Linked DNA regions of Homo sapiens: region 1 is linked to region 2. Evidence: read pairs that join two places in POLR2A ChIA-PET (ENCODE). Cell type or tissue: HepG2. All regions are shown on one strand. Links, peaks and the distances in the headings refer to the core of each region. The heading gives the core; the rest is flanking DNA. Region 1 overlaps MADD (MAP kinase activating death domain). Region 2 holds the start of LOC124902673 (a long non-coding RNA gene).

Evidence for each region. Peaks named below come from ENCODE experiments on the same cell type or tissue, not always from the same donor. Only the 100,000 strongest peaks of a DNase experiment are listed, where the experiment ranks them.
Region 1: POLR2A ChIA-PET joins it to region 2 with 6 read pairs; 5 of 35 experiments call an interaction of 5 or more read pairs at or near these places.

The regions. Positions count from the first base shown.
Region 1 is chr11:47,291,807-47,297,174 of GRCh38, forward strand. It overlaps MADD (MAP kinase activating death domain), which reads left to right. Exons shown (of 37, transcript NM_001376571.1): 21 at 737-790; 22 at 2,077-2,177; 23 at 3,690-3,773; 24 at 4,091-4,249. Among named protein-coding and RNA genes, the nearest start is that of MADD-AS1, 22 kb to the left of the region's middle. In HepG2, for the core only: no CTCF peak of the experiment used is centred there; no DNase peak of the experiment used is centred there.
Region 2 is chr11:47,433,235-47,438,602 of GRCh38, forward strand. It overlaps RAPSN (receptor associated protein of the synapse), which reads right to left. Exons shown (of 8, transcript NM_005055.5): 8 at 4,530-4,813. The coding sequence ends at 4,741. LOC124902673 (a long non-coding RNA gene) reads left to right here and starts at 4,390. Exons shown (of 2, transcript XR_007062669.1): 1 at 4,390-4,533. In HepG2, for the core only: a CTCF peak has its summit at 4,916 (motif pointing left); DNase peaks (open chromatin) are centred at 2,557 and 4,707; H3K4me3 peaks cover 1,006 bases.

The DNA of each region.
Region 1 (5,368 bases), core at 200-5,199, 140 kb before region 2:
ATGAGGAAATCATACTAAGTACACTCTGAAGTTCCTTCCAGGAAAAGAATTGCTGTGGTTGCCATTCTGTCTGCTTTTCCCTATGAAGATGCTGGTCTTGACCATTTTATGTTCTCTGTCACCTCAACTGGAGGCATTTTTCCAGATCACTGGTGGGTAGGGCAGGTAGGGGTGAGTTGGTTTCTTGAGGAGCAATGAGGAGGGATGCTAACTGCCTGCATGAATTGGCCTTTGTTCAGTCCAGTGAATCAAGCAAAGATTGGTGTTCTTCCTTCTGAAACTCTGGCTGCTTGAGGTGTTCATCTGTCTCATCTGGAATCTGAAAAATTGCCCTTCCCCAGCTCATTTGGTAGAGAGAGTGTGTGGCATGGTGGGAGTTTAAATGGATCCTAAGTTACATGATCTTGATCAAGTGCTCCAGCCTCTTTAGGACCAGTTCCTCATGCAAAAATGAAGGAGCTTTGTTAAGGGCACTTCCAGCTCTAACATTCTGCAGGGTTTTTACTGCCACATTGGGATTGGAATTAGAAATTTGGAATCTGTTCATGAGTTTGGGTGGAGGGGTTAGATCTCTTGTTTTCTGCCCCTTCTCCCCATGAAGATATCTTTGTATCTCTTGGTTGGTAATCCAGTGCCTGAGACTGAATCGACTTGGGTGGGTGGGTTTCCATTTCGTCTGTCTGACCAGCCTCTGACTTTCTGTCTTTCTCTCCTGCTTGCATTGCATCTGGGGTAGAATTGTGGAACAAGCACCAGGAAGTGAAAAAGCAAAAAGCTTTGGAAAAACAGAGTAAGGAACAAATGCCCTTTCCTGTTCCCAAGTCCTCCATACCTGCCAACTCCCCAGGCCCAGTTGGGGCAGGCTCCCTTTGTCAGCCCCACCCCAAATTTGCTCTTAGAGCGTGTTTGGAATGGCAGCAGGTAGGTAGCATGTGACTCCTAGGTGTGTGTAGGCCGCTTCTTTCCCCCTCCCCTCGTGTCAATCAGGCTATAACCAGGTGTCTACTGAATACAACTCCCCAGAACTTGGTTCTCTGTTGCTTCAGAGTTGGTGGGGAGAATGTTTGCCTATTTTAGTGCCCCCCATTGGCTGATATCTCCCACACCTGTTAGAAGGCCTGTGGGCACAGTTGGCAGAGATGGTTGCTGTCCCTCCATGTTGAGTCTGTAGCTGCCCCACTCTCTGGTGGCTTGCCTAGGCACGCTTTCTTGCTTTCTGTCATTCTGTCTTTCTGCCATACCATTGTGGGTGGGTGGGGGACAAGGGGGGTGGTTTTCATCTCAAACATAGAAGTTGTAGGATGGAGGTAGGCAGTGCCCACCAAAACAGCTGGTGTTTCTTATCTCATCGGGCCCAACCTTTTCTACCTCCTTTAGACACATTTGTTTGGGAAGCATTAAGGGACCTGGGGACCATTAAATGGTTTCAGGTACCAGTGAAGCTCAGACTCTTGAGTGCCATGGAATGTGGTTTAGACATTTGTTCGTGGAGCTTTTCTTTTTTTTTTTTTTTGAGATGGAGTCTTGCTCTGCTGCTCAGGCTGGAGTGCAGTGGTACGATCTTGCCTCACTGCAACCTCTGCCTCCAGGGCTCAAGCAATTGTCGTGCCTCAACCTCCCGAGTAGCTGAGATTACAGGTGTGCATCACCACGCCCGGCTAATTTTTGTATTTTTTGGTAGAGACAGGGTTTCATCATGTTGGCCAGGCTGGTCTCAAACTCCTGACTTCAGGTGATCTACCTGCCTCAGCCTCCCAAAGTGCTGGGATTACAGTCGTGAGCCACCATGCCCAGCCTTGTGGAGCTTCTCTGTTTTAAGATGATTTGCTCAGAATTTTCTCAGGTTGAGAAGATGGCTGGAGAACCCATTGAGACCAGGTCTGATTTGTCCTACTTGGTTCTTAAGGCATCTGGGGTCCTCTTTTTCCAGTGGGTCCTGAGTGGGGGGTAGTCCTTGGAAAGGTGACTAGGATGGGCTGAACGGGTCTGGGAACAGCCTGTGCTGCCGTCCCACCCCCTTTACCAGCCTGCCCCTAGCCTTTGTGCACGGAGTAACAGAAGTCTTCCCCTACTCAGGGCCTGAAGTAATCAAACCTGTCTTTGACCTTGGTGAGACAGAGGAGAAAAAGTCCCAGATCAGCGCAGACAGTGGTGTGAGCCTGACGTCTAGTTCCCAGGTTTGTGACAACCTTGTTGAAATTTGCAAGTATTAAATATGCTGTCTCAGAATACTTCTTTAAGTTAAAATAGAACAGTCAGACAGCCGGGCACAGTGGCTCATGCTTGTAATCCCAGCACTTTGGGAGGCCGAGGCGGGTGGGTCACCTGAGGTCGGGAGTTCGAGACCAGCCTGACCAACATGGTGAAACCCCGCCCCTATGAAAAATACAAAATTAGCCAGGCATGGTGGCGCATGCCTGTAATCCCAGCTACTCGGGAGGCTGAGGCAGGAGAAATGCTTTAACCGGTGGGCGGAGGTTGTGGTGAGCCGAGATTGTGCTGTTGCACTCCAGCCTGGGCAACAAAGGTGAAACTCCATCTCAAAAAAAAAAAAAAATAAAAATAAAAATAAAATAGCCAGGTGCGGTGGTTCATGCCTGTAATCACAGGACTTTGGGAGGCCGAGGCAGGTGGGTCACTTGAGGTCAGGAGTTGGAGTTGGAGACCAGCCTGGCCAACGTAGTGAAACCCCGTCTCTACTAAAAATACAAAAGTTAGCTGGGTGTGGTGGCGGGCACCTGTAATCCCAGCTACTTAGGAGGCTGAGGCAGGAGAATCACTGGAACCCGGGAGGCAGAGGTTGCAGCGAGCTGAGATTGCGCCACTGCACTCCAGCCTGTGCCGCAGAGTGAGACTCCGTCTCAAAAAAAAAAAAAAAAAAAAAAAATGAACAACCTCAAAACAATATAAATAACTAATGATAAGGGAATTATTAAATAAGTATAATAGATCCATGTAATGCAATATTAGTATCCATTAAAGATTGTGTTTTCAAAAATTTAGTGACATGGGAAACTGTTTAACAAAGCTACCTATAGTGTGACTCCAATTTTATTTTTAAAATGTATTGAGAAAAAACTGAAAGGAAATATACTAAAAACAGTGGTTAACGTGGGAGGTAGATTTACAGCTTGTTCTTATTTCCTTATTCTTTCATGTATTTTCTACAGTGAGCATGTACTTCTTTAACGCATTGTTTTTTGTTTTTTTGTTTTTTTTTTTGAGACAGGGTCTCATTCTGTCGCTGCAGCTGGAGAGCAGTGGTGTGCTCTCTGCTCACTGCAGCCTCAAACTCCTGGGCTCAAGTGATGCTCCCACCTCAGCGTCCTGAGCATCTGGGACCGCAGGCACCCACCACCATGCCTGGCTAAGTTTGTGTATTTTTTGTAGAGATGGGGTTTCGCCATGTTGCCCAGCCTGGTCTCCAACTCCTGGGCTGAAATGATCCTCCCACCTCAGCCTCCCAAAGTGCTAGGACTACAGGCGTGAGCCACTGTGCCCGGCCTATTTCTTTTTTTTATTACATAAGTTGTACATATTTTATATTCTGGAAACAAAAGTTGCTCGTGACTTCTCTAAGGATGATAACAGAAGGGTGGGGATGAGGAGAAAGAAAAAGGTACAGTATTTCTGTGGGAAACTGAGAGGAGATTGGACACCTCCCCTAATGTTCCTGTGTCTTGTTTCAGAGGACTGATCAAGACTCTGTCATCGGCGTGAGTCCAGCTGTTATGATCCGCAGCTCAAGTCAGGATTCTGAAGTTAGCACCGTGGTAGGGGAACACCACACTGGCATCTTGGTGGGTGGGGTGTGGATTTCCCCTTTGGAAAAGGGTGCTACTTTCTCTTTGGAGGCTGCTCTGAGTCTCAGGTCAGCATGGTTCTCATGGTGGAGATGTTTACCATCATAGGTGTGTGTATACGAGATTTCACCCAGAGCTTCTCATCTTATAAAGAAGGTACTTCCAGAGGCTATCTGACACACTTTTGAAATTTAATACTTTTTTATGGTGGCAGGGAGCTCTAACAGCTTGGTATTTCTGGGGCCCATCCCTGGGGACTGTCTCTTACTACCTTTTTTCCTTTCCAGGTGAGTAATAGCTCTGGAGAGACCCTTGGAGCTGACAGTGACTTGAGCAGCAATGCAGGTGATGGACCAGGTGGCGAGGGCAGTGTTCACCTGGCAAGCTCTCGGGGCACTTTGTCTGATAGTGAAATTGAGACCAACTCTGCCACAAGCACCATCTTTGTAAGCTTTGTTTATTAACAAAAGAAAACCATTTCTTTAATGGGGGAGGGAAGCAGGCAAGAAAAGAATGAAAGTTAAGAGACGCTAAAGAGGTAAAGGTTAAATAAGGAAGAGGTAATCTTCTTATATTTGGCTTTAAGGAAAACATTTCTTAAGGCTTTGTTCAGAGTCATTTGACTCACAATCTGGGGCTTTTAGAACCCTCTCCTGAATCATTGATGAGTTAGGCTCCGTGCCCAGTCACGTAAGGGCTTTGAATCCTATGTAGTATTAACCCCCAGGTTTAACACAGGCAAAGTAATACCTTTGTGGCAATGTCAGGACAATTACAGCTCTCGTTTAGTACCAGTCTGCCTATTTCTATGGACTATCCAGTTTTATTTTGGTCACTGCTCTATTTATAAATAAAATAGCATTTTATTTTAGTATATTCCTAACAGTTATTTGAAGTTTTCATTCATTAATAAACATCCATGAAGTGATTTACTAAGTGCCAGATTTTGTGCTAAAGAAACAGGGATGAAAAAGGCATGGTTTCTACTCAAGAAGTTTGTGATTCACTATATTGCTGTGAGTAGTCTCTTCTAATAGGTGAGGGGAACAATGCCTTAGGAAAAAAGAACTTCCCTAGATCACACAGTAAGCCCATGATCAGCTGGAAGGAGATGAATTCTTTTTAGTCCTTGCCGTAGACATCTGTTTTTTGTTGTTTTTTTTTTTTTTTTTTTTTACACAGGGTCTCACTCTGTTGCCCAGGCTGGAGTGTAGTGGCACAGTCACTGCTCAACTGCTCACTGCAGCTTTGACCTGTTAGGCTCAAGTGATCCTCCCACCTCAGCCTCCCAAGTAGCTGGGACTGCAGGCATACACCACCATGCCTGGCTAATTTTTTAGTTTTTTGTAGAGATGGGGTTTCCCTCTGTTGTCTAGGCCAGTCTCAAACTCCTGGGTTAAGTGAGCCTCCTGCCTTGGCCTCTTAAAGTGGCATGAGCCACTGTGCCCAGCCTCTGCTTTTTAATGTGTATGTGCCTCTATAGGCTGTGTTAAAACACTGATAGACTTGTTACTTTATTAAACAGAGATGAGAATGGATGTTCTCTACAAGAGCTTATACGCATA
Region 2 (5,368 bases), core at 82-5,081:
TAGCAACCAGAGGAATTCTTGTAAAACCAAGTCAGATCACGTCACTCCTCTGCTCAAAATCCTCAGCAGGTGCCCGACTCGCCAGAGCAGGAGCCAAAGTCCTTCCCAAGTCCTGCATGTGTTCACACCACACTCTCCTCCTGGCCTCCACTCCTCCTCCTTCCCTCCTGCTCACTTACAGGCCTCCCTGCTGCTCCTGAGCACATCAGGCAAGCTCCTGTCTTAGGATTCTGTTCTCTAGGAGAATGCTCTTTCCAGGAAATCTGCTTAGTTCAATCTCTCACCTCCTTTAAGGTTTCACTCACATGCCACCTTCTCAATGAGGCCCAGCCTGTTTCGTTTTTTTTTTTTCACAGGGTCTCACTCTGGCCCAGGCTGGAGTGCAGTGGTGCCATCTCAGCTCTTTGCAGCCTCTGCCTCCTGGGCTTAAGTGATACTCCCACCTCAGCCTCCCAAGTAGTTGGGATTACAGATGTGCACCACCACATGTGGCTAATTTTTGTATTTTTAGTAGAGACAGGGTTTTGCCGTGTTGCCCAGGCTGGTCTCGAACTCCTGACCTCAAGTGATTTGCCTGCCTCCGCCTCCCAAACTACTGGAGTTACAGGCGTGAGCCACCACACCCAGACAATTAGTGCCTTTATAGGAAGAGGAAGACAGAGGGAGGGAGGGAAAGAGACTAGGGGGTGGGGGGCAGATCACCTGAGGTCAGGTGTTCGAGACCAGCCTGGCCAACATGGCCAAATTCTGTCTCTACTAAAAATACAAAAATTAGCCGGGTGTGGTGACACGTGCCTGTAATCCCAGCATTTTGGGAGGCTGAGGCAGGTGGATTGCTTGAGTCCAGGACTTCATGACCAGCCTGACCAACATGGTGAAACCCTATCTCTACTAAAAATACAAAAATTAGGCAGGCATAGTGGCACATACCTGTAATCCTGGCTACTTGGGAGGCTGAGGCAGTGAGCCAAGACCATGCCACTGCACTCTAGCCTGGGCAACAGAGCGAGACTCTGTCTCAAAAATAAATAAATACATAAAAAGAGAGAGAGAGAGGGCTCAATCTTGCTGTCACCACAGCAGCATGGGGGGAAAGTCTTGTAAGAACACAGAGAGAAGGGCAAGTCAGGAGGAGAGGCTTCTTGAATTTTCTGGCACCTCGATCTTGGATGTCCTGTCTCTAGAACTGTAAGTTTTAGTTGTTTAAGCTTCTCATCCTAAGGTGCCTTGTTATGGCAGCCTGAGCTGCGACATTCACTGTTACTCATTATCAGTGGCTGCTGGGAGCCCATCCAAGCTGGCTCCTGTGGCCTTTGAGTTTTCCTCATTATTCTTTCAACTTCCCTTGCTTTCTGGCACAAAATAGCTCTGGCTCATCTTGTACTCTCTATGACCCAGCCCTGGAATCAGGCCCTTGACCAAAGAGCCTTGGTTCCTTTTTGTGAAACATGGTGTTTCAAAGCCAAGCCCTGGCTGCTGGGTGAGCTCATTGCTGTTGGCATATCACTGCGCCCAGGCTGGTGGACACGCACATTTATAACTATATTTATTTCTAGATCTACCCGTATATTTTGAAATCCATGAGTTCACACTGATTCTTACAATTCTAATTCAGCGCCACAGGGTCCACTCTGGTTCTCTCCCTTTCCATATTTGTAATTCTCTCCATCAATAGTGAGAAAGCGGCCAGGCACGGTGGCTCACACCTGTAATCTCAGCACTTTGGGAGGCTGAGGCAGGCGGATCATGGGGTCAGGAGATCGAGACCATCCTGGCTAACACAGTGAAAACCTGTCTCTACTAAAAATGCAAAAAATTAGCCGGCATGGTGGCACATGCCTGTAGTCCCAGTTACTCAGGAGGCTGAGGCAGGAGAATTGCTTCAACCCAGGAGGCAGAGGTTGCAGTGAGCCAAGATGGAGGCATTGCACTCCAGCTTGGGTGACAAAGCAAGACTCCATCTAAAAAAAAAAAAAAGTGAGAAAGCTGCCTTCCACTGTCCTTAATCTACCTACTTTTTTTTTTTTTTTTTTTGAGATGGAGTCTCACTCTTGTTGCCCAGGCTGGAGTGCAGTGGTGTGCTCTCAGCTCACTGCAACCTCCACCTCCTGGGCTCAAGGGATTCTCCTGCCTCAGCCTCCAAGTAGCTGGGATTACAAGTGTGCACCACCACGCCCAGCTAATTTTTTTTTTTTTTTTTTTTTGAGACAGAGTCTTGCTCTGTCACCCAGGCTGGAGTGCAGTGGCAGGATTTCGGCTCACTGCAAGCTCTGCTTCCTTGGTTCACGCCATTCTCCTGCCTCAGCCTCCTGAGTAGCTGGGACTACAGGCGCCTGCCACCACGCCAGGCTAATTTTTTTTTGTATTTTTAGTAGAGATGGGGTTTCACCATGTTGGCCAGGCTGCTTTCGAACTCCTGACCTCAAGTGATCCACTTGCCTCGGCTTCCCAGAGTGCTGGGATTATAGACTGTGAGCCACCGCACCTGACCTACTTACTTGTTTGATCAACCCCCTCTGTGTACCCAGTGTTCCACTGCCACTCCCTTCCACACACAGAACCCTCTTCACTCCATCCTTGACCTAATGCCCCCTGCCAGGATGCCCCAAATCATGTGCATGGCCTATTCGCTCTACTCAAGCTCTGATGCCTCACACAAACCTTCACCAATTTGGATGCCTCCTTACTCTGGTGAGGTCCCAATGGCCCACGCCAGGCTGCCCCTCCTTGGGCTTGGTCTCTGACACTTCAAAACAACCCAACCCCATGTGTGGATTCTGTCCTCTCTCCACACAGGTTCTGACCTCTCACCCCAGGCCTTGCCCTGTGTGGACACTCTTCAGCCTGCTTAGATTCCAGTGCCTCACACCAGGTCACCCCTCCACACAGATGCTTGTCTTGCTCTGTCCCACTTAATGGTTTTAGAACTGGTTTAGGGAAGGGGGTGAACATGAGGAAGAGGGACCAGGCTCTACTCTTTTTTCTTTTTTGAGATGGAGTCTCGCTCTGTTGCCCAGGCTGGAGTGCAATGGCACAATCTCAGCCCACCACAACTGCCACCTCCCAGGATCAAGCGATTCTCCTGCTTCAGCCTCCGGAGGAGCTGGGATTACAGGCGCCCACCACCGCGCCCAGCTAATGTTTGTATTTTTAGTAGAGACGGGGTTTCACCATGTTGGTCAGGCTGGTCTCGAACTCCTGACCTCAGGTGATCCAACCTCCCCTCTGCCTCCCAGAGTGCTGGGATTACAGGTGTGAGCCACTGCGCCAGGCCTCTACTCTTATTTTTTTTTTTTTGAGACAGAGTATTGCTCTGTCCCCCAGGCTGAAGTGCAGTAGTATGATCTTGGCTCACTGCAACCTCTGCCTCCCAGGTTCAAGAGATTCTCCTGCTTCATCCTCCCGAGTAGCTGGGACTACAGGTGTGTGCCACCATGCTGACTAATTTTTGTATTTTTTTTTTTCTAGAGACAGGGTTTTGCCATGTTGTACAGGCTGGTCTTGAACTCCTGGGTTCAAGTGACCCACCCACCTCGGCCTCCCAAAGTGCTGGAATTACAAGCAGGAACCACTGCACACAACCAGGCTCTACTCTTTATTGTTACAAAGAACTTATCACATTATATGAGCCTGCTAGGACTGTCATTAGGCAGGTGAGGCCTTTGGGAGGCAATTAGGTCATGAGGGTGGAGCCCTTATATATGGGATTAGTGCCCTTATTAAGGGACTGTGCCTGGCATGGTTGTTCTCGCCTGTAATCCCAGCACTTTGGGAGGCCAAGACAGGTGGATCTTTTGAGGTCAGGAGTTAGAGACCAGCCTGGCCAACTTGGAGAAACCCTGTCTCTACTAAAAATAGAAAAATTAGCCAGGCATGTTGATGCGTGTCTGTAATCCCAGCTACTCAGGAGGCTGAGGCAGGAGAACTGCTTGAACCCGGGAGGCGGAGGTTGCAGTGAGCTGAGATCTCACCACTGCACTCCAGCCTGGGCGACAGAGTGAGACCCTGTCTCAAAAAGAAAAAAAAAAAAGGAATGCAGAGAACTTCCTTGTCCCTTCCACCATGCAAGAACACAGCAAGAAAACTCAATCTGTGAGCAAGAATGTGCGCCCTCACCAGACACCCAATCTGCAGGTGCCTTGATCTTGGACTTCCCAGCCTCCAGAACTGTGACATATCAATTCCTGTTGTTTACAAGCCACCCAGTCTGTTTCGTTACAACAGCCCAAACGGACTAAGCCTTCAACATGGGAATCTGGGGGGACACGATTCGTCTATAGCAGCTTCCCACCAGGCTTTCCAAACTGTGTGTTTCCTGTTTATCATATACCCTCCCACCCACTGCACGTCAGCTTCTCACTGCAGGGATCGTGTCTCTGTGGCATCCCAAGTTCCTGGAGGGGCTGCTGGAGGCCCTTGTACATATGTGCAGAGGAAACGCTTGCGTCTGAGGAAGCTCCTGTGGGGCGCCTCACTCCCACTCTCCCCACTCCTCAGACCTTGGGCATGGAAAGTCGGAATCCCTGGGACCAGGTACAAACAGTTTATTTTTCTATAAAGAGCAAAGTACAAAGAGGCAGGGAGGGGAGCTGGGCCCAGGGGAGCAGCCCTGGGCAGGCCCCAAGGCCTTGGCTATGGTGAGGACGACCTGGCAGCTGCCCCAGGAGTAAATGGGCCTCTGGCGTGCAGTGGAGAAAGAGCAGGAGTGGCGAGGAGGAAGCCCACGCCTGCTGCCAGGAGTCATACAAAGCCAGGCTTCATGGATGAGCGGCGGCAGTTGGGACAGCTCCGGGTCCCGTTGTTCTGCAGGCACCTGGGGAGGCAAAGGGCCCTGTCCACTCCCCTGAGGCCTGTCCTTCCCTCCGGGCCCTCTCTTCCTTCCTTGCCTGCCCTCTGCAGGGGCTGGGATGCATCCTGGTGGCTGTTCAGCAGCAGTGGAAGGGAAGGGAACGGTCCCCCCAGGCTCCCACTGCACCCGGCTTGCCCCTCTCCTCCTCTGCCCCAGGGACCTCCAGGGCAGAGCAGGGGCTGGGAGTTGAGAGGATGGGATGGAACCAGACCCACGGCAGGTCTGGCCCTGGACGTCCGACCTAATGACCTTTGAGGGGCCTCTCTGACTCCTCTTTGGGGATTATGAAAAGAATGGCCACAGATCTCAGCTCACTGCAGCCTCTGCCTCCCGGGTTCAAGTGATTCTCCTGCCTCAGCCTCCCGAGTAGTTGGGATTACAGGCTCCCACCACCATGCCTGGGTAATTTTTGTATTTTTAGTAGAGACGGGGTTTCACCATGTTGGCCAAGATGATCTTGAACCCCGGGGCTCAAGTGATCAGCCCGCCTCGGCCTCCCAAAGTGCTTGCGAGACAGAC